Linked DNA regions of Homo sapiens: region 1 is linked to region 2. The links are chromatin loops, found by intact Hi-C in ENCODE. Cell type or tissue: heart right ventricle. All regions are shown on one strand. Each heading gives the region's core, and the rest is flanking DNA. Links, peaks and the distances in the headings are about the cores only. Region 1 overlaps LOC643339 (a long non-coding RNA gene). Region 2 overlaps LOC643339 (a long non-coding RNA gene).

Region 1 (16,608 bases), core at 4,485-12,484, 67 kb after region 2:
ATATATAGAGTATTATGGGAAGGCAGAGGAGGTAGTTTGCATGGGGACAGGAGTGTGGAAAGGATGACTGGAGGTCAGCAAGTGACTAACAGGTATTCCAAAGAGATGAGAATGAACTAAGGTGGAGGCAGGGAAATCAAGTTCATGGGTGTATATGCGTGGTGGAGGGGAAAAGGGATGAGGGGATGACAAACTAGGGAACTTTTGTTAGGATGTGCTGCTCGTGGATTCTATTGGAAAGGAAGTTTATTGAGCGGGGATAATTAAGACAATCCTAAAATGTAATTAAATCTCTACTTAAAAGTAATAGTCTTCCTATGGGACCATGACACATCTGACTTCCCAGGGAAAAATATCTTTGGGACTCAACCTTGAAGGTTTATTTTCACATAATCTTTAAATTCTAATAAGTGCTTGATTCAAATGTAGCATGACTCTGCTTAAAGGGAATGATACTGCTATATCAGAGACAGATAATTACCTGTTTTTCACTTCCTATGTCCTTAGTAAATCTGCTTTTTCTGAACCACCAACTGTGTCCTCTGCTTTCCAGAGAGTTCTGATAGCCAGTGGACAAAAGGTCATGCTGAAGTTCCAGTGATGGCATTACACCGAATCATACAGGATGGTCAGCATTCGACTATTTTGTATTTGAAATATGGCAGTTTCATAAGGTTCTGCCTAATATAACCACAGGTGGTAGTTTAGGTAGTTTAAATTCTTTTTTTTTTCCCCCAAGATGGAGTCTCACTCTGTCACTCATGCTGGAGTGCAGTGGTGCGATCTCGGCTCACTGCAGCCAAGGTTCCAGGTTCCAGTGATTCTCCTGCCTCAGCCACCTGAGTAGCTGGGATTACAGGCACACGCCACCATGCATGGCTAATTTTTTGTTATGAGTAGAGATGGGGTTTCACCATGTTGGTCAGGCTGGTCTCGAACCCCTGACCTCAGGTGATCTGCCCACCTCAGCCTCCCAAAGTGCAGGGATTACAGGCATGAGCCCGTGTAGCTGGTAGTTTAAATCCTTGATCCCAATTCTTCACTCCCTGTAGTAGCATATATCAGAACCCTCGTCACAGTGCCAACACAGGAGCAGTATACTTCTCTGCTCCTTGACTTTGGGTTCTGCCATGGATGTGCCTTGAGCAATGGAATATTAACAGATGGGATGAAAAAGGAGGCTTGCAATGTGCTTGTGCAGTTGGACTTTGCTCGTGCCTCTGTATCACTAGGAGCATATAGGTTCCTAGGTCATCCCTGCAATTTCATGCCTGGCCCAGAATGATGGAAGTTTTATCTCACTTGTAAAAGGAGACCCAAGAGACCCAAGACAGGAATATTCCTTTTCCACCTCTCAAGATTGTCATCTGAATGTTGGCTGGAACTGAGGCAGCCATTTGAGACCATTACAAGAGCCTGCCTTGAGAAGAAGACTAGCCGTTGCACAGAGGGTGGCAGAGTGGCAAGATGAGAGAAACCTGTGTCCTGGTCATGCCACAGAGCTACTGACATTGCCAACCTAAAACCACTCTGTCATCCCATTTGGATTTTCTTTTCCTTTTTTTTTTTTTTTTTTTGAGACAGGGTCTTCCTCTGTTGCCCAGGCTGAAGTACAATGGTGCAGTCATGCCTCACTGCCGTCTTGACTTCCTGGGGCTCAAGCCATCATCCCATCTCAGCATCCAGAGTAGCTGGGATTACAGGAATGCACCATCATACCTGGCTAATTGTTGTATTTTTTGTGGAGACGAGGTTTTGCTCTATTGCCCAGACTGATCTTGAACTCCTGGGCTCAAGCGATCTTCTTACCTTGGCTTCCCAAAGTGCTGGGATTACAGGTGTGCACCACCACGCCCAGCCTGGATTTTCTATTAACAGCTATTTGTAGCATCCCAATGGATCGCTCAGGAATCATACACATCATGACTTTCAATTGTTAGAGATGTTTAAAGGTGTAAAAAGTCATACATGAAAAATTTAAAAATTAAATAATTATCTCCACCTTACAGATGGAGTAAGATTTGTTCAGATGATGCTAGAAAATGCCCTTCGAAGGCTGGATCAAGTTTGACTTCTTTTGACCTGAACAGATTATTTTGGTTTACCATCAAACTGTTTTGTGTTATTTCCATTCTTTTGAAGTGCTATTTCCTTGAATGAAGGAAAATGTCTACAGGTATAGATATTGTGTATTACATATTTTCTTGGTCAGGGGTTTACAAATAAAGCTAATTCATTATTAATGTCCAGGCACAGCTCTCACTCTTCTGTTAGTCACTGTAGGAAAAACGCAACACTGCATAGTTGAAGGAATAGCATTTTTGGAGTTCATTAGTCCTGAGGTCAAGCCTTGGCTATCTGGGCAATCATGTGCAAATCACTTAATGCTCTTAAGCCTCAGTCTCCTCATCTGTGAAACAGGGATAATGATACGAACTTCAAATTTGAGGAGTGAAGTATAAAGTGTCTGACACATAATAGGGCTCTGTAAATGATCATTGCCTTCCTCTTCCCCAGCTCCAAGACAAAACGCATCTTTGGTTTTAAAGATTACTAGGCTAAAAAATCATGAGTGATTGGGCTTGGAAAAACCCATGTCATACTGCTAAAGTCAGGAACAATCATTTTAGAAAATTAGAAATAAGACAGGGCTGTCTTCCTGGAATGTACCATGTGTTCTCAGAAAGAAAGCCAAGATATTAATGGAAGGCAGTATTAAAGATACCCTCACCTCATTCCCTCAACTCATGTATTTATTTTTATTATAAAATATATGGCAAGCAAGATATCTTTGAATAGGGCAAGTTATTTTTATTTTTATTTTTTTATTTTCATATTTTTTTCTTTTGAGATGGAGTCTTGCTTTGTCACCTAGGCTGGAGTGCAGTGGTGCGATCTCGGCTCACTGCAACCTCTGCCTCCTGGGTTCAAGTGATTTTCCAGCCTCAGCCTCCCGAGTAGCTGGGACTACAGGCAATTGCAACCATGTGCAGCTAATTTTTGTATTTTCAGTAGAGACGGGGTTTCACCATGTTGGCCAGGCTGGTCTCAAACTACTGACCTCAAGTGATCTGCCCACCTCAGCCTCCCAAAGTGCTAAGATTACAGGAGTGAGGCACCACGCCCCGCCTAGTTATTTTTAGGTTCTTCTTCCATTCAAACTCAGGAGCTATATTTCCTTTTCTCCTTACTAAATGCCATGTTCTCCATGATGTCTCTCTCCCTGTTAGGATAAGATTGTTTTCGGTTTTCTGGAATTTGGTAATGTCAGTTCTCCCAGGCAGGGCGTGTGGGTGTGTGCATGTGTGTGTATGTGTGTGTATCTTTTTCTAATGGTGGCAGTTCAAGGCTTTCTGAAGGAATCCAAGCTGCATGAACCAAATCAAAATTTCCTATCCCCTGTGAAATTCTTGACATTGACTCCTGTTGGTTTCTTTGTACCTTGTCTTCCTCCCCCAACAGTGCCTGAACATCAGGGATCTCCCTGGGGCTGCGTGAGCTGATGCTCTGGTCAACAGTTTAGGCAGCTCATGATGCTGGGTGCGTAGTTCACTTGGAATGAGGACTCTGGATGAAGAATAGATTTGAGATAGATTCATCAACTCATAGCTTTTTTATTTTATTTATTTATTTGTTTGTTTGTTTGTTTGTTTGTTTGTTTTGAGACAGTCTCGTTCTGTTGCCCAGGCTGGAGTGCAGTGATGTGATCACAGCTCACTGCAGGCTCAAACTCCTAGGCTCAAGTAATTCTCACACCTCAGCCTCCCACATCCCTGGGATTACAAGCATGAGCCACCGTGCCCAGCAGACTTTTTACAGAGGGCACAACTACATAGATCACTCATCATGCATTCACCGTGTGTCAATGACCATTCTAGGCAATGGGGATACAGCAGTGGGTAAAATCCTAACTTCAGGAACTTACATTCTAGGGAAGAGAGACATATGATAAATAAAGAAAATAAATAAGAGTTACTGTATATGGGCTCTGGAAAACAAATTAAGCAGGAAAGAAGGCCATTTTATTCAGATTAGTTGGGAAAGCCTCCCCACAGTAATGTTTGAGAAAAAACTTGAGGGGGTGAGATCTAGGGACAGGGACTCTAGGCAGAAGAAACAGTAAGCACAAAAGCTTTGATGCCTAGAGGCTGGTGAGGCTGAAGCCGAGTGGGCAAGGGGTATCACTAGATGGAATCAGGGAGGGAATGTGGTCCAGATGGGTGGACTTGGGCTTTTACTCTGAGTAGAATGAGAAGCTGTTGGCGGATTTTGACCAGTGGAATGACATGATATGACATGTTAAAAAACATCCCCCTGGCCACTGTGGTGGGAATAGATTGCAAAGGAGCAAGAGTAGAAGCAAGGAGAACATTGCAATCATCCAAGTGAGACACAAGGATGGTCTGGACCAGGGTGGAGCCAGTAGGGGTAGGGAAAAGTACAGCCATTCCAGATTACATTTTGAAGGTAGAACCAACAGATTTTCTTACTGAAGCAGGCATGGGGTATGCGAGCAGTACAGGGTGAAGCATGACTCCAACACTTTTGGCTTGAGCCACTGGAAGGATGGAGCTGAGATCCACTGAATGAAGGACTGTGGCTGGAACAGGATATGGGGGAAAGAGCAGAAGCTCAATTTGGGATGAGTTTGAGATGCCTTTAGACACCCAAGTGGGGATATTGGGTGGGCAGCTGCTTGTATGGATCTGGAGTACAAAGGTCCTGAATATAAAGCACTCAGCCCAGGGCTCAAAGCAGAGCGATGCTCAATGAGTTGCAGCTCCCTTCTGTTTCCATATCCCTGACTCCCAAATTTTGTTCATGGAAACTCACAGAAGAGAAGACTCCCAAGTCAGTATTGATCTATATTATTATGTCTCTTCTCCTTACCTATAGCAGCCTGGAGCTGCTTTATAGAAATAAATGACTTGATCCAAGGACCAAGTTGGTTTCCTTAACCTCAGCTTTGTAAAGAATATGACATAGGCTGGGTGTAATGGCTCACACTGGTAATCCCAGCACTTTGGGAGGCCAACGCGGGTGGATCACCTGAGGTCAGGAGTTCGAGACCAGCATGGTCAACACAGTGAAAGCCAGTCTCTACTACAGAAATTTAAAAAACAAATTAGCTGGGCATGGTGGTGCACACCTGTAATCCCAGCTACTTTGGGAGGCTGAGGCAGAAGAATTGCTTGAAGCTGGGAGCTGGAGGTTGCAGTGAGCTGAGATGATGCCACTGCACTCCAGCCTAGGCAAGAGAGTGAACTCTGTCTCAAAAAAAAAAAAAATGCATAATTATGGACACAATTCCCCTTTCTTCTTTCCAAAGGAGTAGCCAGGAAAAAAATTCAGTGCTTTTACTCAGTGCTCTTCATATGTTTTTTTCTCTTGCCCTTAAAACATGTACCTTGTGCCAGGGGAATGGTTTCCTCTCTGGATCCCTCAAAACAGCTCCAATTAATACTTTTCTTATTTACTCCAATTAATATTTTTGGTTTTTTCTCTCTTGCCCTGGAATAATCTTCCTCTTTGTCCTTACCTTTCTTCAATTCTCCTATCTCCCTTCTAATTCTCCCTAAACCTTGGATCTAGTCATCCCACTGGACACCCCATTTTCACAACTTTCTGGTATATTGAGTCCTGGTTTCCTTGGACAAGTTGATGAGAGATCGTTTTTGAAATTCTTCTGCAATTAGCTCCTGAAGGAATTGGGGCTGGAGGAGCCTCAGATGGTCCAATGACTTCTGGACATTTGGGTGATCAAGGGGGTTTTAAGAGACTTTCTTGTGTTTCGGTTTCCAGGGATAGTATGCACCCCTACCCTGTAGGTCCTTTTAGCTTGCAGAAGGTAGCCATGAACCAAGAGGTGCCCATCATTCCACCCGGAGCAAGCATCTTGCCTGCGTTTACTTTGGGGTAAAAAGTTTTATCAGGGGGTCAGCTCCTGGAGTTTCAGGCTCTGAAGCTAGTCCTTGAAGATTGGGGAAAATATACCTAGTGAAGGAGAGGAGGAGGTGAGGGAACAGCTTCTGGAAGCAGCAAAACCTTCTTAGCTTTTGACTCCTCCTCCTGTCTATGCAACAGGGAGAGGGGCTGTGCACGGTTCAGGCCCCTTGGCTGGTCTCCCCATTTTCACGTTTGGTGCTGTCTCAGCAAAGTTTTTGTTTTCTAGGATCGGCTGTAAACAGGAGGCACACCATGTTTCCTGTATGGCTTGTTGGCTTTTATATGACAGGTGTGTCTCGTGGCAGGAACAACAGCTCAAGTGTGGCCGAGTCTCATCAAGAGGGCTTCTCTGCTCAGTTGTCCCTTCTGTTTCAGCTGATTCTTGGCTCTGTGCTTGCGAGCATCTGGGAAACTGGGCATGGAAGTAATCCCACCCTTTGTTCGATAACTAGCAGACACACAGGCGAGACAAGCCAGGAGCACAGCCAATTCCCTTAAGGAGTGTGGGCTGAGACCATGCCAATGGGAGGACAGGAGGCAGGGGCCCTGAGCACTGCCACCAGTGCACCAAGCCAAGCTGGCATGCTCAGCCTCTGGCACGGGCTTCAGGTCTCTGACCCCCCTCTTATTCCATCCTTCCTGAGGATTCATTAAGAGTGCTTAGGGGAACACAGAAGGCTTTTTATAGGCATCCTGGTTCAGCCTTGGTAGGGTTACTGAAAACAAAAAAAATATTTCTGGATTGGAAAGATCTTCAGAAATGTTCTTGCCAAAAAATGTTTTATTTAGTTCTTTATCACAGGTCATATTTCTGCAGGGAGGATTTTCCTAACACCTTCAGAGCTCAGAGCAGTGCCATATGCATGAGGTATCTGTGTGTCAAAGAGATGGGAGGAGCACAGCAGGGGTGTGAGAAGGTTGGCTTGAGCTTTAAAATTTTGAAACTTAGGGAGGTTTTTGGAATCACCAAGCCAATAGCACCAATCACCCAAGCCCCAAAAGTGCTGAGGTCCTGTAGGGATCCTCAGCCACACTCATTGTTTCCATGGAAACAATAGAACTTTCTGATATAAAATAGAAGGCAACCTATAGACATCACACTTACAAAAATAGAGATCTGGTTTTCATCTCTGCTTCTTGGGCTAGGGCCAGCTTTTCCTGTTGTCTCTTTTATGGAATTTGAAATAAGGAGCCGAAGAAAAACTCCTAAGTGGGGAAAAAAGACTTCATTCCCTGAGTCCGAAGAAGGAGTCAGTGAACCCATTTCAAATTAGCAAGTTTTGACTAGCAGCTTCCCTGCACGACATTGGAGACCCCACACTGAGCTTGCTTTTAAGTGAGCCCCTGAGTTCTTCTTGTTTTCCAGTGTCGGAACTTCTAAATTACAGGGGCAACAGCCCAGGAACGGAAAAACTGCTCTCATCTGCTTTCTGGCCTGTCTCCAGACTAGAGCAGCTGTGAATATCTTGAGGTTTCCACTGTGGCCTGTCAGAGACTGCTGGTTTGAATAATCCTGATGAGATTTGGAGAAAGAGCACAGGCACATGAACATTTATAAGCAGAGTAGAATCTTTATCCCTTTCAGGTTCATTGGAATGTCACTGTCACTACTGATAAATCAACAGTGTCATCTTTTCCATTACCTCAGCACCTCACATAGAGAGCAGGATGTAATGGACGGACCCTTACTGCAGGGGTCAGAATCCCAGGTTCTGATCCTGATTCTGCCTCCGTGAACTGTGTGACCTTGGATAAGTCGCTTACCTTCTCTGGGCTTTACTTCAGTCACCTGTAAAGGGGAAGGGGGGAGATACTAGATGATCTTTTTGTTTTCATTTTTCTTTATTATAAAAACATATAAAATTTACCATCTTAACCATTTTTAAGTGTACATTTCAGTAGTACTAAGTATATTCACATCATTATGAAACAGATTTCCAGAACGTTTTCATTTTGCAAATCTGAAACTCTATAGCCATGAAACAACTCTCCTTCTTCTCTTTTTTGAGGCCTCTGGTAACCACCATTATACTTTCTGTTTCTATGCCCCTCCTATGACCTCATATAAGGGACACCATACAGTATCTTTCTGCTTGCAACTGACTTATTTCACTTCGCATAAAATCCTCAATGTTTATTCATATTGTAGCAGGTGTCAGGATCTCCTTCCTTTTTAAGGTTGAATGCTATTCCATTGTACAGATATACCACATTTTGTTGATCCATTCATCCACTGATGGACATTTGGGTTGTTTCCACCTCTTGGCTATTGTGAGTAGTGCTATAACCTTGAGTATTCAAATATCTGCTCAAGACCCTGCTCTCGATTCTTTTGCATATGTACCCAGAAGTGGGATTGCTGGATCACATTCTAGTTCTATTTTTAATTTTTTGAGGAACTGCCATACTGTTTTCACAGTGCTGCACCACTTTACCTTCTCACTAAGAGCAAACAAGGGTTACAATTTCTCCACGTTCTTACCAACGCTTGTTATTTTCTGCTTTTTTTGATAGTAGCCATCCTAATGGGCATGAGGTGATATATCCTTGTGGTTTTGATTTGATTTCTGTTTCTCTGATGATATTAACTGTTCATCTTTAACATTTATAGCTCTAGATTCTTTCTGTCTTCAACCAACTTTTTAAGCACTCTTTTCTTTCTGTACAGGAACAGATAATAGTTAATTACTGAGAAACTGAATCTATCACTGACTCTGATAGGGTTTGTTTTTTGGGTTTTTTTTTTCTTTTGCATGCTGGGCTTTTGCTGTGTGTAAGTGATGGGAAATGAGGATGTATTCTTCAGGACTTGATATAATTGAATGTCTGTCACTTGAAGGAAAGTGCGGAGTGGAATCTTTTTCCTTCCAAAACTAATGCTTCTTCACAACTGACTATGTGTTGATCATTTTTCTAAGTGCATTACATATATTAACATATTTAATCTTCATAGCAACAACAATCTTATGAGGTAAGTATTAGTATTATCCTTATTTCACAATCATGAAACTGAGGCACAGAGAGGGCAAGTAACTTGCCTAAGGTCACACAGCTAGTCAGTTAAGGCCAGAGGTCTCCCTGCCTCCTGTCTCTCTCAATCTCAGCCATTGCCTTGGATAAAAACCTCTTTAATCTTTATCCCGTTACAAAGGGATGCTTTTTGTCTCCTTGCCCTTTCTCCTTTCCTTCCACATCATTCAACTGTGCCCTTTGGAACTCTATTCATATATCTTTAACATTTTTCCTAAATGTTTCCTCTGTCTTCTGCTATCAGCTGAACCTTAGTCTCCCCTAAGGTTCCTGCTTCCCTTTTATCCTTCTCAAGTGGCGAGGGCTCATGCTCACCTGCCCTCTGCCCCTCTGGGCTGGGAGTTAGGAATTAATATCTCTCTTGCTCTCCAAAGCTATTGCCAGGTCACTATTCCTTCTCTCTTATGTAAATTTCCATTGGCTTTGTGGTTCACAGTTTGTCCTATGTTATCCCTATCATGTGTCAATCTGCCTTTCAGTCTCCAATATTCACATGAGATTTGGGGCTGGTCATGGTGCCTCATGCCTGTAATCCCAGCACTTTGGGAGGCCGAGGTGGGTGGATCACTGGAGGTCAGGAGTTTGAGACCAGCCTGGCCAACATGATGAAACCCAGACTCTACTAAAAATACAAAAATTAGCCGGGCGTCGTGGTGTGCACCTGTAGTCCCAGCTACTTGGGAGGCTGAGGTATGAGAATCTCTTGAACCTGGGAAGCAGAGGTTGCAGTGAGCCGAGATTGCACCATTGCACTCCAGCCTGGGTGACAAGAGTGAAACTCTGTCTCAAAAAAAAAAAAAAAAAAAAAGATTTTGGCAGCAGGCTCACGACCTTTCTCTCCCCCATGTTCTGCCAACTGCCAGCTGGGTAACTCCAGTGTCCAGGAAGACAGTCCTCCTGATGCACTAACTCTTCCGATCTTTAGTTTCGGCCTCAATGTTTTCACGTAGCCTATACTTTGCCATGCGGGATTTCAACAGCCCTAACTTGCTGCGTCATCACTCAGGATTCCCTCATCCCCAAGTCTCAAACTCCTAGGTCCTCCCAGCTCACTCATTCCCTTATCCCCACTACCCCATCAGTTAGCTCGTGAAGGTGTCCAGATCCTAGACTCTTCCTTATCCACACAGTCTACATTCCCTCCTGGCTTATCCCCCATCCTCATGGTCATCTGGACTGTTTTCTCATTCACATCCTTAGCAGTATTTATGCCCATATCCACCTTTTCTTCCTCCTATTTTGGAGAATGAAGCATCTCTCCTTCCTTCAAAATCAATATTTCAACCTGTGCACTCCATGCCTGCTCTCGCTTCTCAAGGTTCTTCCTTCCCTGCCAATCATTCCCTCTCTGCCCTATGTATTCACCTTCCTCCATGTCTCTGTGGACAGGCTCAATTCCTTCCCTCTGTCTCCCTCTAAAAGCTGAATAGGCTCAACTCTCTCCAGCCTCCCTCCTGCCCTTGACCCTGCATCCCTCCCTCAGCTGCTGTGCAACCTTGCTCCTTCTCCAGATTTCTGGAAAGAGAGTCTCTACTTATTCATCTCCTTTTCACCCTTTGGTTCACTGAAATTTAGCTTCTGTTCACAAAGTATTTAGGTTCTTGTGAGGCTGGGTTAGAAGTTTGAGGGTGGTGAGTGAATGTATGATACCTGCCACTGACTCAGTGGAGGTGAAGGCTGAGTGGTCTTCTAGGAATTCAGGGCCAGGGGATGAGTGAGCTTGAGGAGCATGGCAATGTCTGCAACGTGCATGAGTGGGAAAGGATTGAGTGCCACTTTGTGCATCTCAACTGAAGTTCAACTTGCACACAAATTGGAACATAGAAGAAGTGAAGGCATTTTACCCTCCTTTGCCCCTGCTCTTTGGGGCTCAGTTTTCTTCTTTGTACAGCATGGGGTGGGACCAAATGGTCATCAGATCCCTTCCAGCTCTCCCTGTCTTCATATAACAGAATTTCTCCTAGCAATGTCTTGAGTTTGTAGCTGCCTAGGAGACAAGCCTTTCAAAAATTGCTTACAAAAAGGCCTGTGTTCTTTCCACAGTGTGTTTTAAACAAATATCAACAACAAAAAAAAGTTTTTAGAAGACATTGAAATTCATTTCATAATAGTCTGTTACCTCATTGAGCCTCTTGTTGAGTAAGTGAAACCAATGTGTGTGTGGTGTTGATGGTGTTATGAGAATTAAAGCCATGATGCAGTCTCCATCCAAGATAGTATATGTGCATTTCAAAGGGATTTTCAGACACAACGTGAAGAAAGGACTATGATTTGATGAAATTTTGGGTCAAAGAAAGGCTGATCGTTTTTAGACAGATGGGGGCTTTTGTGGATGGAGCTGGACAAAAAGAATATGAAAGGAATGAAGAATTCAATCAGGCGGTAAAGAGATTAGTTGAATCCAGCCTAGGCTAGGGGTTGCTGAATTCCATCTGCCCAAATTAAGCTGCTCTAAAAGGGCCAGTATGTTTGCTATTGCAAAAGAATCCAACACGTTCTGACCCTAAAAAGTTATCTTTATGATAGCAATATAAAATCTGTAACATTTTAATCTTGGGATTTGTAAGGTGAATGTTTATAAAGATAAGTTTGTAAATAGAACTGGAATAGTTAAGATAATTCAATTTATATTTTTAAGTTTATTTGATCAGAGTTGCAACAAGAGATCTTTAAATGCTAGGGAGGTTTTTGCTTGTTATGGTTATAACTTCATCCTGTCAAGCATTTGAAGCACGTAAAAATGAATCTGAACATGTTACACTTACAAATGCAGTTTAAAATTAAGACTATTTAATTGATTAAATTTGTACCTGAGATTGATTCTTTAAGCAGTTTAGTCTGTCGACTGGAGTTTCTAGAAACTTGTCAGAGAAATTTTGAAGGTGATCTTCTTGTTTTACTGGCTTTGTAGATAGAGTCATAGTTTGAATTGAAAGTAATGAAAACCATGTTTTAAAATTTGTAAACTTGGTAACATGAATATGAATTTAAAAGTGAATTAATTGAAAAGGCTTTCCATGGAAAAGGCCCATAATATGGGATACAGGAAGAGGATGAGCAAAAAGAGGAAGAATGAAAATGTCCAGAGCATAGGAGGAAGCCAAAGTTTCTGGTGCTGCAGGAAAGTGGGTACCCCAAGAATGTATTGGCATGTACTGAGGACTATGACCTGAAATATTTTCCCTTACATATTTATAACATGAATATTTTTGAGAGTGCCCAAGTTTTTATCTTTATCTTTGCATGTCCTTATTTTAGAGGTAACAGATCAGGATTAAACTAGAACAAGGTAACACTCAATATTGAATGACACATTAGCTAGATGGGGAATATTGATTGGTTTCTCAGCAGTTGAAGAGCAATGTTATATCACTGCCAAATGATTATCTTATTTTGACTCTTCCAGAAACTGGGGAAGAGGTAAAGAAGAAACAAGCAAAAGTTCTTAAATAACCAGCAGATAAAACCAAACCTATGTTCATTTCTGGCTCTCTCAATTGGCTTGAGCCAAATGGTGAAGTAGCAGAAGCAATTGTCTTGGAGATGTCTCGGGTTTCCCATTCTCTCTCCCCCACTTAAAGTTATGCCTTTGTTTTCTGTATACATCAGATTCCACTCTCAGGGAAGATCTGACTTTGGTCTACACTTTGATGCAAATTTAATTTCGTGGGGTAATTTTTCTCTACGTCTTGTGTTCAGTTCTGGACTGAAAGTAATGGTACAAGGCTATCCCTATGCACCTTCACTGAGAATGCCAATAGCGGAGGCAAGGTACAGATAGGAAACTGCATAATATATACCCTGCAGAGAGATTTTTGTAAGAGAAAGGGCTGCTAGTAATACTTGCTCTGGGACTGTCCCAGCAGAGGGGATAGATGGTAGCCCTATGTATGGGCCAGCAGTTCTTAAACCAGGCTAGTCATCGTAATCATTGGAAGAGATGTTTTAAACAAATTCTATGGCTGACATTTCCCATTCAAATTCTGATTCAGTTGCTCTGGGGTACAGTTCACGGTCACCCCCACTGGAAGAACAACCTTTGGAATCCCAGCGATTAGTTACCTGGCAAGGATTACTTAAAGAAGCAGGTGTATAGTGTACCCTGCACTCCATTTACTTCTTTTTATCATAACGACAGCACAGTCAGGATGTAAGGGCACAGATTTCCTCCATTTTACTTAAACGGAAGGCAAAGTCCCAAGTATTACATATTCTAATGATAGGCTCTAAACTTTATCTTGTCCTCTCTCTATCTCTTTCTCCCTCCTTATCCATCTATCCCTCGTATCTTTTTCTTGTCCCCTTCATGTTTTTCTAGAACACTCTCATAGGCTGCTTCTGGCTCCTTTTACTGGCCATTCATCCATATTGTTTTTATATTCTTCAGAACAAGTAAAACTGAACACATTTCTGTTAGTTTTGAGAATAAGGTACTAACAATCTATCTTCTCTGCCTGGATGAAGTGACAGGGGTTTTACAGATATATAATACTACTTCATTTCATCCTCGGTGCAAACCTGGAGGCAGGAGCTTGACTCAGAAAAGTTAACTCTACTCCCCAAAAGGTTCTTGCTTGGAACGGACTCATTTTAGTTTTCATCATCACGAGCACCAACTGATTGAGTGCCTAGCGCAGGCAGGGCACTGAGGCCAGCTTATGCTGTCCTGAGCTTGCTAATTAGATCACACTGCTTTTTCCTTGGTACACCCTATCTTGTGGTATTGATTAAAGAAAGCACATTAAAAATAAACCTTGAAAACTTTAGATCTTTGTCTTGCTCTTCAAAAAAATTGTATTCTCTCCAATCCCACAAATGCTACAACTTAAAAAATACAGAAAAGCACACAAAGAAGCTAAAGACCACCAATAATTCTACTAACCAGAGAAAATTACTGTTAACTTTTTCATGTATATCCAACCCTCTTTTTACTAAATACATGTGCACACACATTTGTAGCATCCTTATACTTCATATGCACAAATTTGACCATTGCAAGTTTATGTATCATTTTCTATTTTTCCACACTGTTTATAGTATGTATAATGGTTGAATGGACAGGATTCCATTATTTAACTGACCATTATTTATTTATATTACCAATCTTTGTTGATTCCTTGAATTGTTTCAATTCCCACTTTTAAAAACAAGTCTGTGTTATCTAGCCCAGTTGACCTTCAAATATCAAGGCTATAGGCAAATAGCTGTAAACATACAAGAGTGAGAATACACATAATCATGATTCCATCCTGAGAAATCTACTAGACAATAAATGTATCCCACCAGGAAATGATGAGATATCAGCAAAGCACTGATGGTGAGTGCTGATTATATTTAATTGTAGCTCTAAGACTTAAACAAAGATGGGAACAGAGGTGAAAGAAAAATATGTATATATTATACATTCTGATACATTAGAGATAATACAACTGAAAACATTGAAGAAGAGAAAGGGAAAGGAGGAAGTAAAATAAGACTATTGATTGATATGTAGGTAGTATGTGGCAGACAGAAGATATCATTTAAAGGTACAAACCAATTGTAGAAGTCTATGTAAGAAAAAGGGATTATGACCCTTAAAAAATTAAATATTAGTAAAAAGGTAACCACTGTGTTAAAAATATAAATCTTTTTAAATAGCAAAATATATATAACAGTAATAAAAAAGAAGAAATATTTGATTATATTTGCAAGCATAAACATATCAAAAATAATCTATGAATTCATAAAACTAGACACCAAAGAGGCTTGGGGACAATAATAGAATATAAAGGATAGGAATAGGGTTGTTATTTTTTAGAGTTTTCCTTCTTGTAGTTTTGACTTTTGAACCATGTAAAAATTATACATGTTCAAAAAATAAAATTAAATCAAAAGAATGAAAAGGGCAACACTGAAATTGAATATAAAGAGAAACAAATGAACTTAACTATATATCCAACTCTACAGCAAGTATTCCTACATAGAAAGCAGAATTAATTCAAAATTTTTTTTTTTTTTGAGACAGAGTCTCTCTTTGTTGCCCAGGCCGGAGTGCAGTGGTTCAATCTTAGATAACTGCAACCTCTGCCTCCCAGGTTCAAGCCATCTTCCCACCTCAGCCTCCTGAGTAGCTGGGGTTACAGGCATGCATCACCATGCCCAGCTAATTTTTGTATTTTTAGTAGAGATGGGGTTTTGGTGTGTTGGCCAGACTGGTTTTGGATTCCTGGGCTCAAGTGATCTGCCTGCCTTGGCCTCCCAAAGTGCTGAGATTACAGGCATGAGACACCATCCCCAGCCTCAAATAAATTTTTAATACACCTTAATAAAATATATTTTATGAAGAGAAGGAACTTTAAAGAAATATTTAATTTTACTTGTTTTTTGTGGTGGTACAATACTATTGCTAAGTAATACTAAGAATATTTTGTGCATTTTAAAGCATATAGCAAACAATAAAACACTTAATTTTTTTGGAAATGAGGGTTCTTACTGTGGGAGAAGATAAAATATAAAAAGGGAGAATGGAGGAAGATTTCTCTATGATATAGGATTTGAATAAGAGGTATCAGTATGAACTCACGTTTCTTGAAAGATATATTTCTTAGCTCTGTGCACTGACAGGGTCTAGAAACAATGAGCATATCTAGAAGCATATCTAGCAGCCAAATCTTGGTTTCTAAACAGCACTTTTCATTGAAAAGAACCAGGGAAGTTTGGAGAAACTGCTGATTCTAGGTGTGAGACTGGGAAAGTGTAAGGTGAGCCTAGAATCACGTGTGCCAGAAAATAAGGAAATGCTCAAAGACCAATGGGACTGGGTCAAAATGATGCAGTAACCAGGTTATGGTTGCTCGCATTGGACAAATTTGAGTCAATATGAGCATCTAAAAAATAATGATGGCAATGGAGGAAAAGAGAAAGCTCTTCTTTACAAAAGAATGCCAACTAATAAATGTAGAAAGAAGATGGAAGTAGAAAATTACTGGACATGATACCACTGTAGCACATGTACCTTTGAAGGATTCTGGATTTTAAAAGTATATATATATATATATATATATATATATATATATATATATATATACACACACACATACATATATGATCATTTTGGTGACAATTGGCAATTAAAAAATCTTTATTAGATAATATTGAATCAATGCTAAATTTATTGAGTGTGGAACTATGGTTATGAGGAGAATGTCATCGTTATTAGAAGACACAAGCTGAAATATTTAAAGCTTGCCATAATGTCTGTAAACTAATTTGAATGAAACAGCAAAAAATAAGTATAAATAACGAGAGTGATAAAGCAAATGTAGCAAAATGTTAGCAACTGGTGAATCTAGGTGAAGGTTATAGGTGTTTACTATTTGATAACTGACATTTTCTTAAAAAATAAAAAGCTGGGGTTCAAAAGCTTCATTACAGAAGGAAGAGCTAATGTAACAATATGGTATTAAAAAATTACAACATCAACACTTTAAAATCTCTAACGAGATAATGGATCTAGGCAATGAACATCAATAACTGCTAAAACCATTAGGCGAAAAATTGATGAAAAAGTATATAATGGAGGGATTAGGCTGAGAGCACTTGAATCTGCTAATTGATGTACACACCACTAAAAATGGGATGAACAGCCTG
Region 2 (16,608 bases), core at 3,106-11,105:
GTTTCATCCCAAAACTGCCCTCCACCCATGCTGGTCCGTGGAAAAATGGTGTTCCACGAAACTGGTCCCTGGTGACAAAAACGTTGGTGACTGCTGCATTAGGGGACTTCAAAAAGTTTATGGAAAAAATTAAAAGATAAAAATAAAAATATAAAATTATTTCTCAACATAAGCTCCATCAAGTTCAAGACACTTTTGTAAGCAGTGATGGCCATTTAGTGCATCCCTAAAGAACTGAGGGTCCTGGGAATTTAACCATATCAATGTAATCTTTTTTACCTTATTAACTGAAGAAAAATGGGTATTCTTTAAATATTTCTTAAGATTAGAAAACAAAAAGTCAGAAGGAGTCAAATCAGGATTGTACGTTGGATGTCTAAGGATTTCCCACTGAAACTCACAAAATCGTCCTCGTTTGATGAGACGAATGAACAGGAGTATTGTCACGGTGGAGAAGGACTCTCCGGTGAAGCTTTCCTTGGATTTTTTCTGCTAAAGTTTTGGCTTTCTCAAAACACCCTCATAAGAAGCAGATGTTATCATTCTTTGGCCTTCCAGAAAGTCAACAGCAAAATGCTTTGAGAATCTTCAAAAATTGTTACCATGACCTTTGCTCTTGACCAGTCTGCTTTTTCTTTGACTGAACCCTTTCCACCTCCTGGTAGCCATTGCTCTGATTGGGCTTCATCTTCAGGATCATACTGGTAATGCCGTGTTTCATCTCCTATTACAATCCTTAAATGAAATGCTTCAGGATCTCGATCCCACTTCTTTAAAAATTCCATTGAAAGCTCTGCTCTTGTCTGCAGCTGATCTGAGTGCAGTGGTTTTGTTACCTATCCAGTGAAAAGTTTGTTCAACTTTAATTTGTCATTCAGAATTGTGTAAGCTGAACCAATTGAGATGTCTATGGTGTTGGCTATAATTAGACTTATGCTTATTATGTTTATAATTAGGTTTATGTTCCTAACTGTCAGTCCTCTTTAATTGGGGCACAAACAATATTATTATTATTATTATTTTGAGACAGGGTCTTGTTCTGTTGCCCAGGTTGGAGAGCAGTAGCACAATAGTGGTTCTCTGCAGGCTGACCTCTGAGGCTCAGGTGATCCTCCCACCTCAGCCTCCCAAGTAACTGGGACTACGGGCCTGTGCCACCACACTCGGCTAATTTTTAAATTTTTTGTAGAGATGGGGGTCTCACTATGTTGCCCAGGTTGGTTTCAAACTCCTGGGCTCAAGTGATCCTCGCACCTTGGCCTCCCAAAGTGTTGGGATTATACGCATGAGCCAACAATACTAACTTTTTCCTCCAAAATGTATGCGAATGGTCTGCTGCTGTGGGCTTCATCTTAAACATCGTCTCATCTCTTCTTAAAAGGAATTAGCCATGTGTAAACTGTTGATTTCTTTGGGGCAGTGTCCCCACACACTTTTTGTACAGTTTCAATGATTTCACTGTTCTTCCATGCAAACTTCACCCTAGATTTGAAGTTTGTTCTTGCTTCAATTTTAGCAGAATTCATGTTGCTCTGACAGAGGCGCTTTTCAAACTGAAGTCTTATCCTTCTTACTGCCTCAACTAGATTCTGTTCAGACATGTTATAACAGGTTAGTATGAGTTTATTTTGGTGCAAGAAAAATGAAAATCCATGCATAGTTTTTTCATAATATGCATTTTCCATAAACTTTTTAAAGACCTCTTTTGTGTGTATGCACTTATATATACACAGAGTATTTCTAGGAGGATACCCCAGAAATTTAACACTGGATGTTTCTATGAAAAAGATTGGGAGACTGGGTTCCAGAGGTCGATGGAAGTTTACTTTCCACTCCATATTGTTTTGCCCTGTTTGAAATTTTTATCAGCCAGGTGCATAAATCATTTTTCAAAAAGAATTTTAATGGAAATGTCATTCTTCCCAATTAATTAGGGTTTTGCTGGTGATGGTATCAGTGCCCAATGAAATCGACTGAAATATATGGTTTGAAAAAAAATGGGTGCCCTTTAAAGATGGACTAAGATTCATGGGCTGAAAGTGGTTTAAAACATTTTGAAAGAAGGCATCTTTCAGCTATGCGTATATTTGGGAAAAGTATTTCGGTAACTAATGAATAATAGAGAACATTGATTTGGGCTGCTATTTTTATGCTAACAATTTGGAGTCCCAGAGAACTGTGTAGAAAGCCCAGCGCTTCTCCCCAGCAAGTGGTGGCTAAAGCCCTTTTATGTTGAAGGGTCACCCTGACTTAAAGCCTAAGAAATCATTAATTGAAAGCTTTCAGCTTCTCTTGTATATTCCAACTTCATAGCTCTAAAAAAGTCACCAGTGCCACTTCTCTCTTTGCCTGTGGATGGCAGAAGAATGCATGGAAGGATAAACACTCGCTGATTTATTTACATTAAATAATACCCTGCTCATTCCCAGGAGCCAGCAAGGTTGGTGGCCTTTAGAAATCACTGACATGGACCGGGTGCGGTGGCTCACACCTGTAATCCCAGCACTTTGGGAGGCCCAGGCGGGTGGATCACGAGGTCAGGAGTTCGAGACCAGCCTGGTCAACATGGTGAAACCCTGTCTCTACTGAAACTACAAAAATTAGCTGGGCATGGTGGCAATGCTTGTAATCCCAGCTACTGAGGAGGCTGAGGCAGGAGAGTTGCTTGAACTCAGGAGGCATAGGTTGCAGTGAGCCAAGATTGTGCCATTGCGCTCCATCCTGGGTGACAGAGCAAGACTCCGTCCCAAAAATAAATAAATAAATTAATTAATTAAATAAAAATCAGTCACATGACAACAACCTAGCAACTTCCTTCTAAAGTTGGACTCATGTGCAGAAAAATGAAAGTACAGAAGAGTGGCCAACACACATTCTTTTTTGAGACCTGCGGCTGAATCAACATTTGGTGTTTTGGGGGAAAGTAAATGACAGCACCCCTTTCATTTAACGTTTTTATTAGCCAGTGTTATCTCTTGTAATGTGGAGTTTATTGTTAATTAACCCATCGTTTATCTATGGCTTCTTTCTTCTCAAACAGACTGTAAGCTCCTTCAGTGCTGGAGCAGTGTCATTCATCCATTTGTTCATTTACGGATCAAATATTTAATGCATAACTACCACATGCATGATGCTTTGCTAAGCCCTTGGGGAGGCAAAGATGAAGACATATTCCTTGCTTTCAAGGTATTCAGTCTTTTAGTCTCTTCTAGTCTCATGGTCTAATAGATAGCCTTATTCAGATTTGTGTCTCCCAAGGTTATGGACAGAGAGGGCTCAAGCAGATGCTTAGTAAATGCTGGTTGGTTGTGAAATTCTCAGACCGTGAACCCACAATGGGGTCATGATACTGTGGGTGTGTATTCAATTTTTGCTGATGAATTTTAGGAAATCACCAGACAGTTTTTCAAGATCTCTTTAATAATAGCTTTTAGAAGTATACTTTCTTTTTTTCTTAGATTAGAAGTTTCTGCACCTGGCAATGGAACCTCTTTTAGGGCTGAAATTGAAGACAACAATTATTCTGACCCAAGAGCTTGGGCTATAAACTCCTTGGGAAGTCGGCCCACTTTTCACACAGACAAATGGCAACTCATGAACAAAGAGGCACAGGAAGAGGGAAAGGGGTCAGGGAAGGTAACATTTCCTGAGTGCCCACACAAGGCCTGGAACGCCACATGCTTCAGTTCATTTACAGACAGCCACTTGAGGAACACAGTGACACTGAGGTGGAGAGAAAGAAATGAGCATTTTGGCAGTGGATGGGGTCTGGGGGTGAGTAGGCGATGGATATATTTGTATGTATGTATGGTGTGCTTTTAATTTAACATTAAATACAGATTTATCAAGCACTCTTCTATTTGCTACGTGCCCAAAGAGGTTTAAGCCACAGTCTGAGCTCTCAAGGAGGCAAATGGTATAAAGAAACATACCCTAAGTTAAATAGCCACCTGAACATGGTATAACATTATAGATTTTACAGTTGCCTGGATCCAGAGGGAACATTTGATCCAGAGTTTCCAGAAATGTTGTCCTCATCTCATTGATAGGATGCAAGATGATTTGGGCATTATACAAACATTTAAAACTTTCATTAGGCATTTATTTTAACATGCATTAGAAAAATCGACAGTGTATCATGCCCTCTGTGGTGGCACACAACTGTAGTCCCAACTACTCGGGAGAATTGCTTGAGCCCAGGCAGGGATTCAAGGCCAGCCTGGACAACATAGCAAGACGCTATCACAATAAATAAATAAATAAAGGAAAAACAAAAATCTGTAGCATATCGGACTCTTGCATACGTGGATATTACTGCTTCCTGTGAGGCTACATATGAAAGTGAATTGATTTAAGGATTATCTAAAGGAAAACATCAAGTTAGTAGCTGAGTATAGGAAAGTGGACTGGAATATGGCAAAGATTCTCTAAGTGTTATTTGAATGACCTGAGTTTGGGAAATTCAGATCAAGTCCAATCTCCAGGATGCAGAGAGAGTAAGTGAGTTGTCCAAGGTCACGAAGCAAGTGGAGATCACAGACCAGAACGCAGCCTCCGCCCCCACATCTTTATTCAATCATTTCTTCCTACTTTGCAGATGTGGAAACTGCAGGCCAAATAACAAATTCTGTCTTTCGCATGCAGTAACTGCCATGAGAATCTGACTGCAAAGTAGAAAGCCTAGAGTTGCCTTCACGAAAAATCAAAGTTAATATTTATATAGAGAGTGCTTACTGTGCATCCCGGTGTTATAAAAATGTCATACATATTAATTTATGTTAATCCCTAAGCCACTCTGTGAGATGTGCTTAGGTATTTCTACCATCCCTCTTTTTGCATGAAGAAATTAAGGAACAAATAACAATAGCTTTCTTAGATTATAACCTTCAGAGCTGGGATTTGAATCCCCAGGTAGTCCAGCTCCAGAATTTGCCTCCTTAACCATTACACATACAGCTCACCAATAATAAATGGAGAGGTGAAAGGGGCAACTTGTCTACCTGGTGAAATTGTAGATTCTGCTCAGACAATGTATTCCTCCCCTGTTCCTTCCTGCTTCACATTTTTCAATTAATGCCTTGTTCATTCCATGGAAGACATTGTTTCTTCATGCCACCATTTTTGAAATAATTAATTAGCATTAATTAATTAATGTTTTAGAGATGGGGGGGTCTCTCTGTTACCCAGGCTGGTCTCGAACTCCTGGGCTCAAGTGATCCTCCTGCTTCAGCCTCCCAAGTAGCTGGGATTACAGGCACCACCTGCAGCGCCCAGCTCACATCATCACTTTTTAATCTGCAGAAACTCAGATTCCACAGAGAGAAATCTGTGACTACCAAGAACAATTCTTTTATAAAAATAAAATTTGTTGGATTTCTATGATAAAAACTGTAAAGAAATAGTCCCATCCCTAAGGTTGAAGAAAGGACAAGAGTCATAGGAAGTGAATGCAGGGAGGGATAATTTTGGGAAATGGTGGGGCCGAGAGTGACACTGGAGAGGAGGCCTGTGTTAGGACTGGTCCAGCGCACCACAGGGGGCCACCAGGTGTTGAGAAAGCCCTGCCTGGTGCCCAGCACTTGGCACAGCACCTGGCATAGAGCAGGTGCTCGAAAGCTTTGTTGAATGGATGGAAGTCTGGATGGAAACAGAAGCCAGGCACGGAGGCGGGCGCCAGCACAGTGACTGGAGGTGAGAAGGCATCAAACACTTGACCTACTGTGTAACTTTGCTCAGGTAAGCCCAAGAGGCAAGCACAGTGCCAAATCTCCCATCAGCAGACAAAGGAGCTGTGAGTAAACCATTCACTGTGCTGCTGCTCTGGCTAGAAAGTTTTGCTTTGGGGAAATCCTTTTCATGTTTGTTACCTATTGGTAGCAGCCCCCGTTCAATCCTCCGACCTACTCTTCCTTAGATGAACCGCCCTCACTCTCCTTCCCTATAGGGTGCCTCAGGGCGGGCCAAGCCCATCTGGGGAGCATCGCCAGCCTCCTGTGTACTGGTGCCAGAGAAAGATCAACCCGTGGCACTTTTCTGTATCTCACCAGCAGGTGCTGACAGCTGAGCCATTCCACGCACCTTCGGAGCAAAGAACTGCCGGAAACCAGGGCCAAGTTCAGAGCCTGAAATTTTTTTCAAAGGCTACAAGGAGAAACCTGGGGGGCCTGATCACACATTACATAAGCCGTATGTGAGCAGAGGATGCCACTGATGCTAGGAACCCAGTGCCTGTCGGAATTGCGCAAGGTTTACGCAGAAGCACTTAAGTGTTGCAACATGACCCCACATCTTTACCAAAAATGTGAAACATTCACGCAGCACACACTTTAAAAACACTAAAGCTTGTCTCCGCCAGGTGGCTAAGGCTGCTTGATGGGGCTGACAGGAGAGGAGCTTTGCAGGGGGGCCTGACTTACTGTAGCTCTTGGCCCAGGGAGCTGAACACGCAGTACTTTGTACCCCAATAGCCCTGGGCAGCCCAAGCCTCTGATAAAATGTACTTTTCTGTGTGTTTGTTTTTCCTGGCAGTCTCATTTTGGGTTATAAATGGCTCCTTATTTCCATCCCATAGATCCATTCTTGCCTCTGTTGCGTTCTCTTTCGGCTTTCCAAAATAACCGAAAGGTTGGTAAAATCAACGCTGGTGAACGGCTTGTTCTGACCTTGAGCAGAAGCCGAATTTCCACATTGCTCATGCCATCTACAGTTGCTCCCGTGTCCGAGAGGTTGGCTGGAAAGGCCTCCTGAAAGCAGGGGATATAATTATACTTACACTAAAGCACTTGTTGCCATTAAATGCCAGGAAGTGGCATGGACCTTCCCTTGCTCCTGCCCTGCAACCTTTTTGGAGGACTATTGGGCAATCATCAGAGGTTATAGAGTTGGAACAGCATTCCCCCCAGATAGGTCATTTTCCCTGCAGGACAGCTTGGAGGCAAATTTTATTAAGTATCAAGTAGCTGACCCAAAGCAGTATAAATAGCGAGAGAACATATGACAAACCCAGAAATGAATGTGTTTAAACCCCAGGCTGAAGATATATGATGTGTTTACTGTTATCAGCACCTGCATGAAGATATTTTTGCCCAGTAGCCATCCAGGAAAAGATGAAACATATAAGTGACGTTATTAAGGCTTAATCTTAGAAAAATAATTTTGACCCTACTTTTGGAAGTCAGTGGACCACAGAGTTAATTTGGGGAAGGGACCTGAGGATAGGTTGGATGTGATTGGCTGTCATAGGAAGTACAGACAGACACTTATAAAACATCCCAAGTTCAGCCAGTTAAGAGCCAGGGGGAAAAACATGGAACTGTAGTTTACATTGGGTAGGAACTGTAAGCAGTCACTATCAGGCAAAAGGGACTTCCAAGTTGGAATTTTTCGAGAGAGACATGGAGAACATTTTAATTCAGGCCTGTTTTCCTCCATTGTTCCCTACCTTTATTCTAGGACATACCACAGAGTACAAACCATGCTTTAGTGACATTGATCAGGCCACAGATGACTGAGTTATGAGAGGCCATGAGCTTTCCAACATCAGTTTCCTAAACCAGCTGCTTCTCATCAGTCTGGTCCCCACTGGCCAGAGCTATTGACATCCTGGAAGATAATCCTATATTCCTACAAAGGTAGGAGAAGGTTCTGGGGAGAAATAGTGTAAGTTTTTATTTTTAATTTTTGATTATTATGGGTACATAATACATGTATGTATTCATGGCAGGGGTACATGTGATGTTCTGATATAGGCATGTGGTGTATAATGATCACATCATGCTAATTGGGGTGTCCATCACCTCAAGCACTTATTATGTCTTTTTGTTAGGAACATTCCAGTTCTACTCTTTTAGTTTCATTTTTGTTTGTTTTTGAGAGGCAGGGTCTCGCTCTGTTGCCCAGGCTGGAGGGCAGTGGCAAGATCACTGCTCACCGCAGCCTTGACTTCCTGGGCTCAAGTGATTCTCTGGCCTCAGCCTCCCATGCAGTTCTATTAATAGAACTAAGACAAAAAGGGTCATAGGCTTTCAGAGGCCACAGTGACCACAAGAGGCTGATGCACCACCATGCCTGGCTAATTTTTGAGTCTTTCCAAGAGAAGAGGTCTCCCTATGGTGCCCAAACTGGTCTCGAACTCCTGGGCTCAAGTGATCCTCCTACCTCGGCCTTCCGAAGTGCTGGGATTACAAGCGTGAGCCACATATACAGTCTAGCAATTTTAAAATATACAGTAAATTATTGCTGACTGTTGTTGCCCTGTTGTGCTGTCAAATACTAGATCTTATTTAACTATATTTTTGCACTCATTAACCATTCCCATTTTTCCCCTTGCTCCCTGCTACGCTTCCCAGCCTCTGGTAACCATCATTCTACTCTCTATCTCCATGAGTTCAGTTGTTATAATTTTTGGCTTCCCCATATGAGTGAGGACATTTGAAATTGGTCTTTCTACGAGGAATGGCATGAGTTTGACATAGAATGCAATTTGTTGAAGCACTCAGAGTTAGCAAATTTCCAACGCATCCCTGGCCCTGCCTACAGCCTGCAGCTTCCCGTATGCCTTGTAAAGGGAGACTTCTGCTTCTACCAGCTCTAAGTTCTAAAAGTGTTTTTAAGAGTGGCAATATTGTGTGTTTAACCCTTTGAAGAAGACAGTAGCCACCTGAATACATCAGTTCTTACATGTTAATTAAAAATCAGTAATCTTTACTTTGTATCTATTAATAGAACTAAGACAAAAAGGGCCATAGGCTTTCAGAGGTCACAGTGACCACAAGAGGCTGATGCAGTCAAGAAATTCTTCACAGAGGGCATGGGGCATGGATGTAGCTCTGTCACTTTTTCCCAGAACCACCCTCACTCCTGCAAAGACTGTTGGCTCCTTACCCAGTATTCACTCTCCATGTCTTCCTTGGTAGAATAAGCAGCGTGGGAAAGTGCCTGGCTAAAAGGCTACATTTTCCATCTTCCTTCACAGTAGGGGTGACTAATGAAATCCCAGGAGATGTTGGGTGGTCAGGGTTGCCAGATCAAATAAGGAACACTTAGTTAAATTAGAATTTCAGTCAATAATGAACATTTTATTGTTGTTGTCGTTGTTGTTGAGATAGAGTCTCATTGTGTCACCCAGACTGGAGTGCACTGGTGCCATCTTGGCTCACTGCAAGCTCCGCCTCCTGGGTTCAAGCAATTCTCCTGCCTTGACCTCCTGAGTAGCAGGGATTACAGGTGTGCACCACCACACCTGGCTAATTTTTGTATTTTTAGTAGAGACAGGGTTTTGCCATTGTTGGCCAGGCTGGTCTCAAACTCCTGGCCTCAAATGATCCACCCACATTGGCCTCCCAAAGTGCTGGGATTACAGGCATGAGCCACCTTGCCTGGCCTACCCCTTTTGTCCTTTTTCCCATTTTCTTTTCTGGGATATGGATGTGATGCCTAGGGCTCCAGCCTCCTTCTTGGGTCATGAGGTTAAGGATGGCAGATACAAAAGACAGAGGACTGCATACCTTCAGACTTTCTTATGTGTGATAGTAACCATTGATTTTCTTTAGCTGCTTGAGGTATCTCTGTGATTTGCATCCAATTGCTCTTCCTAACTGGTATAGCCATAATAAAGGGTGCATTGTGGTGGCAGCAGCTGAAATTGATGAAGAACCAGTCAGTAAAGCACAACAGAGTTGGAGTGAAAAGAAGGCACAGAAGGCTATGTCCAAACTGGGTCTTTGACAGGTTATAGGGGTTACTAGAGTCACTATCTGGAAATCTAAGAATATCCTCTTTGTCATCGCGAAACCAGATGTCTACAAGAGCCCTGCTTCGGATACCTATATCGTTTTGGCAGAAGCCAAGATTGAAGATTTATCTCAGCAAGCACAAGTAGCAACTGCTGCGAAATTCAAAGTTCAGGGTGAAGCTGTCTTAAATGTTCAAGAAAACACACAGACTCCAACTGTACAAAAGGAGAGTGAAGAGGATGAGGTTGATGAAACAGGTGTAGAAGTTAAGGACATAGAATTGGTCATGTCACAAGGGAATGTGTCCAGAGCAAAGGCAGTTGGAGCCTGGAAGAACAAAGTAATAATATTGTAAATGCTATTATGGAATTAACAGTGTAACCATCTGAAAGCAACTTTTATTGGTGTCTCAAATGAGTGACTGCAGCTTGGTTTGAAATTTGTACTGCTTCTATCATAAATAAAGTTATGGCTTCTTGTTGGATGAAAAAAAGAAAAGAGTGCATTGTTATTTTTGATATTTTGGTTCAGTCTGTATACCATGTGTCATTTTGCCTTTGCCTCTTATGTGTAATAAACCATTCTACTTTTTTTTTTATTTATTTTTTTTTGAGATGGAGTCTTGCTCTGTTGCCCAGGCTGGAGTGCAGTGGTGTGATCTTGGCTCACTGCAACCTCCACCTCCCAGCTTCAAGCAATTCTGCCTCAGCCTCCCGAGTAGCTGGGATTACAGGTGTGTACCACCATGCCTGGCTAATTTTTTTGTATTTTTGGTGGAGACAGGGTTTCACCATGTTAGCCTGGCTGGTCTCGAATTCCTGACCTCAAGTGATCCGCCCGCCTCGGCCTCCCAAAGTGCTGGGATTACAGGCATGAGCCACTGCACCCAGCCCTAATTTTTGTATTTTTAATAGAGGTGGGGTTTCACCATGTTGGCCAGGCTGGTCTCAAACTCCTGACCTCAAATAAGGCCGCCCGCCTCGGCCTCCCAAAGTGCCTGGATTGCAGGCATGAACCACCATGCCCGGCCTTTATTTTCACTTACTATATTTTTCTAAGGACTCTGAGAAAAGTGGATAGTGTTCCCTACATTCATTGAAATGGTAGCTCTTAACATGAACTTCTACATGGTGTTATTACCTGACTACTTTGCAAATTGCATTTAGGTATTTTGAGTAATTGCTTCAGATAATTAATAATAATAATACTTATTAAGCAGAATAGTTCCTATCTCTGCACAGAGATTTGTTCTGAAAACTCAAGTCCCGTGAAACGGTACTCTGAAACCCCAGAATCATATTTCAAAACAGTTTTGACAACTGTCTTATATGTTGTAAAGATTAGCTAAGGAGAGTCATGTGCACAGGAAAAGCTAATTTGCAAAGCACATCAATAATTCAGGAATGATGTAAAACCTAACTCCTTTAGCCTTGTTAGCAAGTCGACTGCTTTGAGTGTCCACTGTGAGGCATTCTGGGAAACGAAAGGGGTCACAGAATTGGCCTCCTTGCAAATGAGCTCAAGCTAACTGGACTAGCAGGTCTAGGAAAGAGAAGTTACCTGGGCTAGGAACTGTATGAATACCGGCCCTCCCTTTCTACAGTGGAATCTTTTGAAGGTTAAGCAACAGTAAATAATCAACTAAGAATTTCTCAGAGTTGCTGCATTTACCTTCCTCTGCTTTTTTTTTTTTCTTTGCCCATGAAGATGAAGCAACTTTGGAATGAGAGCAATATTTCCTTTTAGGACTCCCTGCTTCAGACACGCAGAGAACAAGCTCAGGCCTGGCCTGGCTGGCAGAGACTGCCTGCGGGAGAGAGCTGGGCTTCAGGTATGGGTGAGGGATGGTGAGTTAGAATTTAACAGAAGGGGAGGAGAAGAAAACTCATTTGATTTTGTAAGTTTCCACACAGGCCTTTCAGCAACATCTATCAGCAAAAGAGAGGCAACAGAATCTTGCACCTTGAAAGTCACTGGGGGCAAAGAGGGTCCAGGAGTCAGCTCCTGGAATATCAGCTATAGTACAAAAAGGAAATAAGTAATGCAAAGGAAAAAGCAATACACATATGTAGAGAGACTGATCTAGAAGATCTGGCCTTGGTATCTGGGGATTGGTAATGATGTCATGGTGGTTAGCTCAGACGAGATGATGGATGATGAGTCCACTTGTATGCATCTGTATTACAAACGCAAATAAAACTTGGAATGATGTGAGTTGGCAGAAAAAACAAAGTCAATCTGTTCATTAGTGTTCTCTCCACAATGTGAAGGGGGAAAAGAGCTATTTTTTTGTGTCCAGGGAATATTGAGTTATATATAATATTCATTCAGCAAACATTTATTGAGTAATGACTGTTTGCCAGGCACTATGCTAGATGCTGAGAATGCAAGAATTGTACAAAGCCCCTCCATTGCCCACTCTCGATAAGAGGACAGCCAGAGCCAGTCACCTTTTTTGTACTATGTTTCTCTTAAGGTAAGGACAATCACGGCTCAGAACAAAAGTGCTTATCACATGTTGGTAGGCAAGTTTGCAATAATTCTTTTTCTTTGTAATGGTTTTATTACAAGCCCTGTAGTAAAACTTGGAAGATCTTTTTATGTTAGAAATCTCTCCTCTGCTACTGAATACTAAAGACTTTAGTCAAGTCTTTTAATTTCTCTGGGACTAAGTTTAAACATTTATAAAATCAGGTAATGGAAAGTAAAACTAGACTGATTTAATGAATCCTGGCTTAGGACAAGCAATAAGAGGAGGTTGAGGGCAGACAGCCACTTACTAGACACTTACAAACAGTAGGACTTCAGACTCCTTAGCTCTCAAAGTCTCTTAAAGTCTTGGTTTCTTCATTTGAGAAATGGGGATAATGCAATTCTTGTTGGGAGGGTGAAATAGATTAAGATAATGAACTTGGTTCAATCCAGGGCACAATAAGAATCCCCCTGTGAATGTCGCTGTTTTTATCCTACCCTGAAACTATTTGAATCTTTTCAAATCAATTCTTTGTTTGTATGAATGGATACTGCGTGTATATACGCCTCTCTTACATCACTGACCTCTCAGGAAGCAGTTAATTGGGAAATTGCAACATACTGGGGGCATAAACATGGAATGGGTTCACTTCTTGGTCCCTAAAATCAGCACTTTTTTTTTTTTTTGTGAGATGGAGTCTGGCTCTGTCGCTCAGGCTGGAGTGCACTGGCGTGATCTTGGTTCACTGCAACCTCCACCTCCCGGGTTCAAGCGATTCTCCTGCCTCAGCCTCCCGAGTAGTTGGGACTACAGGCACCCACTACCACGCCTGGCTAAATTTTGTATTTTTAGTAGAGATGGGGTTTCGCCATGTTGGTCAGGCTGATCTCAAACTCCTGACCTCAAGATATCCACCCTCCTTGGCCTCCCAGAGTGCTGGGATTACAGACGTGAGCCGCCGTGCCTGGCCCCTAATCAGCACTTTCAATGGTGCTATGTCTAATCCCTTTTTCTGTCCAACAACATCTAGGGCAGATTGTAGAAATTTGCCGTTTTAAAAAAGTAGGTCTGCATAGTTTAAATCTCATTCTGGTTCACAGCTTCTCTCTTCCACTCCACCCTTTCTTACGCTCTTTCAGTGTGTCAAGTAGGGAGGAGGGGAAGAAGAAGGGATCAGTGTCTCTCAGCTGCCTGCTCACATCTGCAGTCCTTTCACGATGTTGATGCTGTGCCACAGCCTTACTCTGTTGGCTTGTGGGTGCTCCCATGTAGCAGGTACCCAAAGGCTGGCGGCATGCTGTGGGTCTTTGGAAGGCCCCGGGGGGCTTCCTGGCTCTACACTTCCGTAACCTGGAAGATTCGGCTCTCTGGATGGGCTTCCTTTACCCCCTCAGCTCCTGCCATAGCTGCTACCCTCACAACCTGTTTTAATATGGCTCTGTCTCTTTAGTATCTACTGACTTGTCTCTAGGCTTGTGTGTAGTTTTCTTGGCATTTTGAGATGTGTTACAAGAAGGCATATATCTCAAAAGTGATACGTGCTTTTCTTTCGAGCAGTAATTGTCACTATCTTAGAATCATTGTACAAGTTTGCCCTTAGATACTTATAATGTAAGCAAATCATTCCCATGATATTTCCTTCCTTTTCCATTTCTGGGCCACCCTCACACTGGTCATCATTCACATACTTTTCTGGGTTCCCTCACTTGGCATGAAGCCTTGTCCACAGTGGGCCCCTGCTGGAGTGCATTTTTTGTCTTCTCAACTGCATCATGAATGCCTCCAGACAAGGACTGGGCCATCTACCGCTCTACTTCCATACAGGATAGCACCCATTGCACCCCATCACTGTCTGTAGGTCACAGGATCCATTCCACAAACCCAACAAAGACTGTGAGTGCCTCCCTGCCTGTGCAAGGCACTGGTGGTGGCACTCAAGAAATTGCCACTCCCCTAGATGTGGTGGGCAGAGAGAACTGAGGGGAGATGGTGACACCTTCCGCTCTTGCACTAAGGGATCCCGTCTTCCATGATTCCTCTTTCCCCAGTCTGATGTTAGGAGGGAAAGAGGATAAGAACAGAAGCTAGTACAGTAAAAGTCAAGACCTGAGAGGATAGCATCCTAGCATTTATTTGACAAGGGTTTCCTTCTTACTCTGAGGTGTTCAAGCAGCGCCGCCAACTCTGGCTGTGTGGTGACTTCTATGGCATGCACTTTTTTGTTTTACTTCACTGTTGAATTTCTTACCCCACTGTTGGTTGATTATCTCAGTTGGTTATCTGCCGCTAATAAGACCAAGGCTTTCCTTCCCATTTCCATAGAGATCAAGCCAAAGTCCTCCCTTCGTGTCAATGTCCCGCCTCCTGAGTTGGCTCTGATGACTGGCCGGCCCCACCACCTCTGCCTCACTCCTGGCCACGATTAGTTTTTCTGATATAAATATCCAATCTTTTATTTTCTCTGTTGACATATTTTTAAAAGTATGCAAGAGATTAAAAATGTGATGTTCCCTTTTTATCAGATTCTTAAAGAATCTGTCATTCATACTATGAAACTTTTAGTTTCATAAAAGTTTCAGGGCATAGTGGCTCACACCTGTAATCCTAGCACTTTGGGAGGCTGAGATGGAAGGATAGCTTGAGCTGTAGTTTAAAACCAATATAGTCAACATAGTGTGACTCCTGTCTCTACAAAAGATAAAAATTAGCTGGGCATGGTATCTGTATTTCCAGCTACTTGGGAGGCTGCAGAGGAGCTCATGGCTTGAGCTCAGGTGTTTGAGGCTGCAGTGAGTTATAATTGCAACACTGCACTCCAGCCTGGTTGATAGGGTGAGACTCTGCATCTACAAAAAAAAATTTTTTTTTTAATTAGCTGGGTGTGGTGGTGGGTACATGTAGTCCCACCTATGCAGGAGGCTGAGATGGGAGGATCACTTGAGTCCAGGAATTTGAGGTTGCAGTGAGCGATCATTGCACCAATGAACTCCAACCAAGGTGACAGACTCTGTCTCAACTAAAAACAAAAGAAAAGAAAAACAAGGATGGTTTAGTATACGTAAACACTTTGTTTTGAATATATATATTCAATAAGGGCATTTTCATTTAAAACTTATTAAAGAGTTCCTACTCTGATAGAAATAAGAACCCATTTGTTCATCCCATTGTGGATGTATGTTAAATGCATTTTAGAACAATAATGTGTCCTTTCATTTTAGGGAGTATTTAGTACATCCATACAATTTTTAACTTAAAAAGAATTACAAGCCTGGTGCAGTGGCTCACGCCTGTGATACCAACATTTTGGGAGACTGACACAAGAGGGTTGCTTAAGCCCAGGAGTTTGAGACCCTGTCTCTACAAAAAATAACCACGTGGTGCATTCCTGTAGTCCCAGCAACTCAGGAGGCTGAAGCAGGAGGATTACTTGAGCACAGAAGTGTAAGGCTGCAGGGAGCTATGATGGTGCCACTGCACTCCTGCCTGGGTAACAGAGCAAGACCTTATCTCTTGAAAAAAATAAATTGGCAATTACAGCATAGCTTACATAAAGCACACAAATTTTAAGTGTTTAGCTTAATGAATTTTTACATATGCATCCATCTATATGCTAGTAAGTATGCATATTTAAAGTATGTTTTCTTTGAACATACAACCGTCTGTTTATTATGTCTGTTTTCATTTCTACTTTATAACTCTTTTTTAAAAAGTTCTTATTTCTATCAGAACAACGGGTGAGAATAAGGAGAAGAGAATGAATACTGACTGAGTGCTACTCTGTGTCAGATACCTATTATGCTTCTCAGAGAGACTATCTGATTTAGTATTTAGACAAACATCATGGGGGCCACTCATGTTATCTGTGTACTAAAGATAAGGAAATTGGGTTTTAAGATGGCTAAATAATTTGTTTTCAGTCATACTGTTAGAATTCGACATGAGGTCTCTTTGGTACCAAAATTTTATTCTTTCTGTTAGACAATTACAAAGAAGCCATGATATACTCTCTTGTCTTGGGTGGCTCTGAAAGCAGAGCCTGAGATATTTTATTTGAAAAGTGATCTCAGAGGCTGGGGGTGGTGGCTCACGCCTGTAATCCCAGTGCTTTGGGAGGCCAAAGCAGGCAGATCACTGGAGGTCAGGAGTTTGGGACCAGCCTGATCAACATGGTGAAACCTTGTCTCTACTAAAAACACAAAACATTTGCCGGACATGGTGGTGGGTACCTGTAATCCCAGCTACTCAGGAGGCTGAGGCAGGAGAACTGCTTGAATCCAGGAGGTGAAGGTTTCAGTGAGCTGAGATCGGGCCACTGCACTCCAGCCTAGGCAACAGAGCGAGACTCTGTCTCAAAAAAAAAAAAAAAAAAAAAAAAAAAATCAGTGATTCCAGAGAAGAGGA

What was found. A loop is a pair of places that touch in the nucleus more often than their neighbours do. Peaks named below come from ENCODE experiments on the same cell type or tissue, not always from the same donor. Only the 100,000 strongest peaks of a DNase experiment are listed, where the experiment ranks them.
Region 1: it touches region 2 in a loop (10-fold over the local background); 6 of 110 quality-filtered maps call a loop at or near these places.

The regions. Positions count from the first base shown.
Region 1 is chr12:93,051,856-93,068,463 of GRCh38, reverse strand. All of the region lies in intron 3 of LOC643339 (a long non-coding RNA gene), which reads left to right. Among named protein-coding and RNA genes, the nearest start is that of LINC02413, 69 kb to the right of the region's middle. RefSeq lists an enhancer at 7,956-8,005. In heart right ventricle, for the core only: a CTCF peak has its summit at 7,662; DNase peaks (open chromatin) are centred at 6,443 and 7,363; H3K4me3 peaks cover 638 bases; H3K27ac peaks cover 3,674 bases.
Region 2 is chr12:93,117,566-93,134,173 of GRCh38, reverse strand. All of the region lies in intron 3 of LOC643339 (a long non-coding RNA gene), which reads left to right. It also overlaps the pseudogene NACAP8. Among named protein-coding and RNA genes, the nearest start is that of LINC02412, 48 kb to the left of the region's middle. In heart right ventricle, for the core only: a CTCF peak has its summit at 6,345; DNase peaks (open chromatin) are centred at 5,666, 6,193 and 6,712; H3K27ac peaks cover 4,171 bases.